2 separate regions of the Homo sapiens genome follow, and region 2 is linked to region 1. Evidence: chromatin loops called from intact Hi-C (ENCODE). Cell type or tissue: heart right ventricle. All regions are shown on one strand.

What was found. Peaks named below come from ENCODE experiments on the same cell type or tissue, not always from the same donor. Only the 100,000 strongest peaks of a DNase experiment are listed, where the experiment ranks them.
Region 2: it touches region 1 in a loop (3-fold over the local background); 62 of 110 quality-filtered maps call a loop at or near these places.

What each region holds. Positions count from the first base shown.
Region 1 is chr7:131,423,161-131,425,660 of GRCh38, reverse strand. All of the region lies in intron 8 of MKLN1 (muskelin 1), which reads right to left. Among named protein-coding and RNA genes, the nearest start is that of MKLN1, 97 kb to the right of the region's middle. In heart right ventricle, CTCF peaks have their summits at 1,026 and 1,225 (motif pointing right); no DNase peak of the experiment used is centred here; H3K27ac peaks cover 44 bases.
Region 2 is chr7:131,068,434-131,070,933 of GRCh38, reverse strand. The region is part of intron 2 of LINC-PINT (long intergenic non-protein coding RNA, p53 induced transcript); the gene reads left to right. Among named protein-coding and RNA genes, the nearest start is that of LINC-PINT, 40 kb to the left of the region's middle. RefSeq lists a cis regulatory region at 881 and an enhancer at 809-953. In heart right ventricle, CTCF peaks have their summits at 1,527 and 2,269; a DNase peak (open chromatin) is centred at 1,503; H3K27ac peaks cover 2,103 bases.

The sequences.
Region 1 (2,500 bases):
TGAATGGGATATAGGCTATAGTGTCTATCCATTTCTCCCAGCACTTTGAGGAATGTTTATTCAACACTTTTTGAGTACTGAGAATTCGCAAAGCACTTTAGAGAATTCAAAAGAAAGAAGACATAGTCCCCAGTCCCTATCCTCAAGGAACTTACAATCTAGCCAAGAATATCAAAAGGCAAATAGAGCAACATAACGCAGGGCAGACTAAATGTCATAAGAAAGATAAACAAGGTAAAAAGCACCATGAGGGTTCAAAAGAGGGAAGACAGTATATCTGGCTGAGGGGACTCAGAAGAGATTTCATGGTAACAGTGGTATTTGACCTATGCACCAGCAGGAAGGCAGGATACAGAACAAAAAAAAAAGAGGGCTTTTCAAACAGAGTAAAAAGAATAGCAAAAGTATAGAGACAGAAAAACACGTCAAAAGTGTTTTAATGAACATGTACTCTAGTCAGGCAGATCTTGGCTACAATCCTGGCTCTATCACCACAGCTATGTGACCACCACACAGTTCCTTAACTATTGGTTTCTTAATCTCTAAGATGTGATACAGTATCTATCCCATAAAGCTGCTGTGAGAATTAAATTAAATTAAATAATGCATGTTAAATGGTTAAACTGTGTGATGAATAAATACACTGTTTGATTTAAAAGAACACATAGGTAGGAGGTGGAGAGGAGGTTAAAAGACAGGTGTGTCCAGATCATGGAAGGGATTAAATAACAGGATAAAGACTTTGAACTTGACTCCACACAGACAGTGGAGAAGCCACAGAAGATCTTAGGCAGAGGGGTAGCAAGGTAACATCTGAACTTGCAGCATACAGGACTGACTGAAGGAGTTGAGAATGACAGGGATTGGAGGTAAAGTGGCCTATGTTCGAAACGGCAAACAAATTTCATTCTAAAACACTGAGTCAATCACCAATCAATCTATTTTTCATTACTTAGGCCACAAAAACTAAAATTCAACCACATTCTTTGGTATAGTACATGTACCAATTTGGTACCAGTATAAAACAAACCCTGGAGCTACCGACTACCAGTAGTACCAATCTACACATCTTATATGCACTAAAAATAATGTAGAAATGTAAGGTATATAAAGACATCTCAGTGTCTTTTTGCACAATGGAATAGGCTTTTTATTTTTAGTGCCCAAGTGCAATATCTGTCTTCTACTTTGATTTTTAGGATAAATCAGACTGTGCTGATTGCATAATCCTCCACAAGATGGCACACTACTTTTGTAATTAAATCAGTTTTTCCACTCTGACACTGTATAGGATGTGTATACTACGCATTGACATAGCCTGGGCCCAAAACTTAGACAAAATTCATGTATCAAAAAGAAGAGGCAGGGGAAGGGTTAACAGGCTGGTGAAAGAAGTTACCTTAATTCTTAGTTAAGACACCGAGAGAAAAAAATTTTTTAAAAAAAGGTTTTAAGAAACAAATTTATCTTTAAGATAGAAATAAAACTCTATAATATTTAGATAGAGTCTGAATGCTTCTAAAAGTGAAGTTCAGTAAGACTTAAATTAACATGACAATTTTTGAAGACAGAAATATTTTTGAATTTTTTGAAGAGGGGAAAAATATTTTATATGCTCTTTACCTTTCCCTTCTTAAGCCATCCCCTTGAAGTATCATGACCCAGCAGATCATCAACTGAATTCACTGCCTCCCTTTTTAAATAGAACTGTATTCTTACATAAAGCTATGATTACAACACTATCTAAATCTTTTGGGTGAATTCAACATACAGTTACTTTCCTTACTAAAAGGCTGAATTGTTATGCCTATGACAATATACTTTGTATTCCTAATGAAGTCTGCATTTCAGAATTCTTTCTGTTAACAGTGTAAAAGAAAGATGCACATTACTTTCAGAAGTACAGCCATATGAATAAATTTGTAATAGCAACCAAAACCCATGTTTAGGCACTCTCTTCAAAAGTTTCTTTAAGGAACATCAAGAAAAACTATGTGGTACCACATGTAAAAAAATAAAAGCACTTTCAGGCCGGATGTGGTGGCTCACTCCAGTAATCCCAGCACTTTGGGAGGCCGAGGCAGGCGGATCACCTGAGGTCGGGAGTTCGAGACCAGCATGACCAACATGGAGAAAGCCTGGCTCTACTGAAAATACAAAATTAGCCAGGCGTGGTGGCACATGCCTGTAATCCCAGCTACTCAGGAGGCTGAGGCAGGAGAATCACTTGAACCCAGGACGTGGAGGTTGCAGTGAGCTGAGACTGTGCCATTGCACTCCAGCCTGGACAACAAGAGTGAAACTCCATCTCAAAAAATAAATAAATAAATAAAAATAATAATAAAAGCACTTTCATATAATAGCTACAGAACAGTTAAAGGTTCAAATTTCTACAGAAAGGCTCTTCCAAGTGACAAGCAACTCTCCATCAACTTCTTTTGTAGATACCAAATATTAGAGCTTTGCCTAAGTCTTCATACCTATTCTGATTGAGAAAGAA
Region 2 (2,500 bases), 350 kb after region 1:
TGCAACCTTCGCCTCCTGGGTTCAAGCGATTCTCATGCCTCAGCCTCCCGAGTAGCTGGGAACACAGGTGCCCGCTACTGTGCCCGGCTGATTTTTTTATTTTTATTATAGACAGGGTTTCACCATGTTGGCCAGGCTAGTCTCAAACTCCTGACCTCAAGTGATTCGCCCACCTTGGCCTCCCAAAGTGCTGAGATACCTCATTGTATTTTATTGTGTGTGTTTATGTGTTTCTGTAATAAAAGAGTGCCCCTTAACAGAGAAGGTCTTACTCAAGAATATTGTGTTTTTCCCTGCCCCTATTATAGACTGGTATGTCTGCAATTCAACTGCTGAATATTTGATTTTTTTCTTTGTCCATGAAATGAAAACACAATACCCTTGACAAGAACAATAGTACATTACATTGTTTTGATAAAATATCATTGTTTTCTCTATATTCAAGAGTGGAAAATATATGTAATTTTTTATAAAGGGTATTATACAGTGGCACAAGCACTAAACTAAGCAACTCTGGGTTCTAGTCTCTACTTGGCCACTTTTAAACTAGTGTTAATTTAACTCTAAAGTTGTACATGCACACAACCCGCATATTCCAAGAGCTTGTTAGGTACAAGGCTTGTTACAAAGACCAGCAGTCTCCCCGCTGTCACTCCTGCCCCATCCCTTGCTCTCTGAGCTCAACTCTTAGAGCGGATTGTTCTGCTTGTTTACCTCCAGCTCTCTAAACAGGCATTGCTCTATCCTCTTCTTACTTTTTCAGTGTTAGGCATTACCTTTGACCTCTCATGATAAAGGAGAATTTATCTTTTTTTTTTTTTTTTTTTTTTTTGAGATGGAGTCTTGCTCTGTACCCCAGGCTGGAGTGCAGTGGCGCCATCTCGGCTCACTGCAAGCTCCGCCTTCCAGGTTCATGCCATTCTCCTACGTCAGCCTCCCGAGTAGCTGAGATTACAGGTGCCCGCCACCGCGCCGGCTAATTTTTTTTGTATTTTTAGTAGAGACGGGGTTTCACCGTGTTAGCCAGGACGGTCTCGATCCCCTGACCTCGTGATCTGCCCGCCTCGGCCTCCCAAAGTGCTGGGATTACAGGCGTGAGGCACCGCCCCGGCCAGGAGAATTTATCTTATGCACCCCCACCCCATGTGCATAGCCCTTTTCTTTTCATTATAATTACATTTTGAATAATTCAGCATTTACATTGTTAGGACTTTGAAAACATTATTCCCAGCTGAGTTATATAATCTATGGTTGCCTTTTCTTTCCAGCACAACTTTTTGTTTTCCCTGGTGTTAATAATTCTTTTCTTTTCTTTTTTTTTTTTTTTTTTTTTTTGGAGGAGGGCTTTGTTTGTTTGCTTAGATTTTATGTACTTTTCCCGTGTTCATCCCTAAACTCTTCCCCCGGTGTAATCTACTTGTGTCGAAAGTGTTAGGGTGCTCTGAAACAGCGTTGTCAGCCTGCAGGCAGCCATCCTCTCTGGCTGTGTTGTCTTTTCTCGAGTTAGCTGGAACTCTCTGCTGCCTCCCAGAGGGACGGTGAGACTTAGAGTCTGGCTGAACGTGAAGCCCTATTTGTTTGTGACTAAGACTGCTTGTCAGCAAGAACTGTCAAGAATGAGTCTTCTGACAGGCAGAAGCACTAATTAGCTTTTACCGTGACCAGTCATGAAGAAGCAGAGTAGGTAAGTAAAGGTGCCAGGGGTGAAATGAAGACCACATGGTATATAAGATATGTGCAAACAATAGTTAAAACAGAAAGAATTGTTTTTCTTTCTTTCTTTTTTTAAAAATACCTTTTTAAAAATAATGGAGATGGGTGGGGGGGGGGGTTGGGAGGAGGGTCTTGCTATGTTCCCCACGCTGGTCTCGAACTCCTAGCCCCAAGCGATCCTCTCACTTCAGCCTCCCAAAGTGCTGCGATTATAGGCATGAGCCACTGCACCCAGCTGAGAAGGAATCTGTGAATTGCTTCTCATTGATTGTTACAGGAAATGATGTTGGAGACATGAATGATCTAATTAATGACTCTTAGCTTTGTATATATTTTGTTTACCTCAATCATAGATTTGGTCTGGTTGTGAATCATGTCTAAGATGTTACTTTTGGGGTCGTCATTATTACATACATGGGAGAAAAACTAGAGGGCAGAAGGAGTCTCTACTATTTTCATTAATAGAACAATTTGCTACAGAACTGTTTTAAGTATTAAATACACAAAAGCTGCCATTCTAGATAGCTAGCAGTAGGAGGCCACAGAGATCATGATTCTGGTGGAATCAGATTGAGTCCTGCAGATTTCCTATTGGAATTGGAAAAGAAACCAAGGGTAAGTAGTCTAGTTGAAATGCTGTAAACCCTTCTTAAAATTCAGGATCAGATAAACTAGATTAAAAATGCCATCCTGTTTTTCATAATGCAGTAACAAATGAATCTAAAATGTGCAACACCACTTTCTTATATGCTTGTGACATTCTTAGTAAATAAAACAAGCAGAGTAG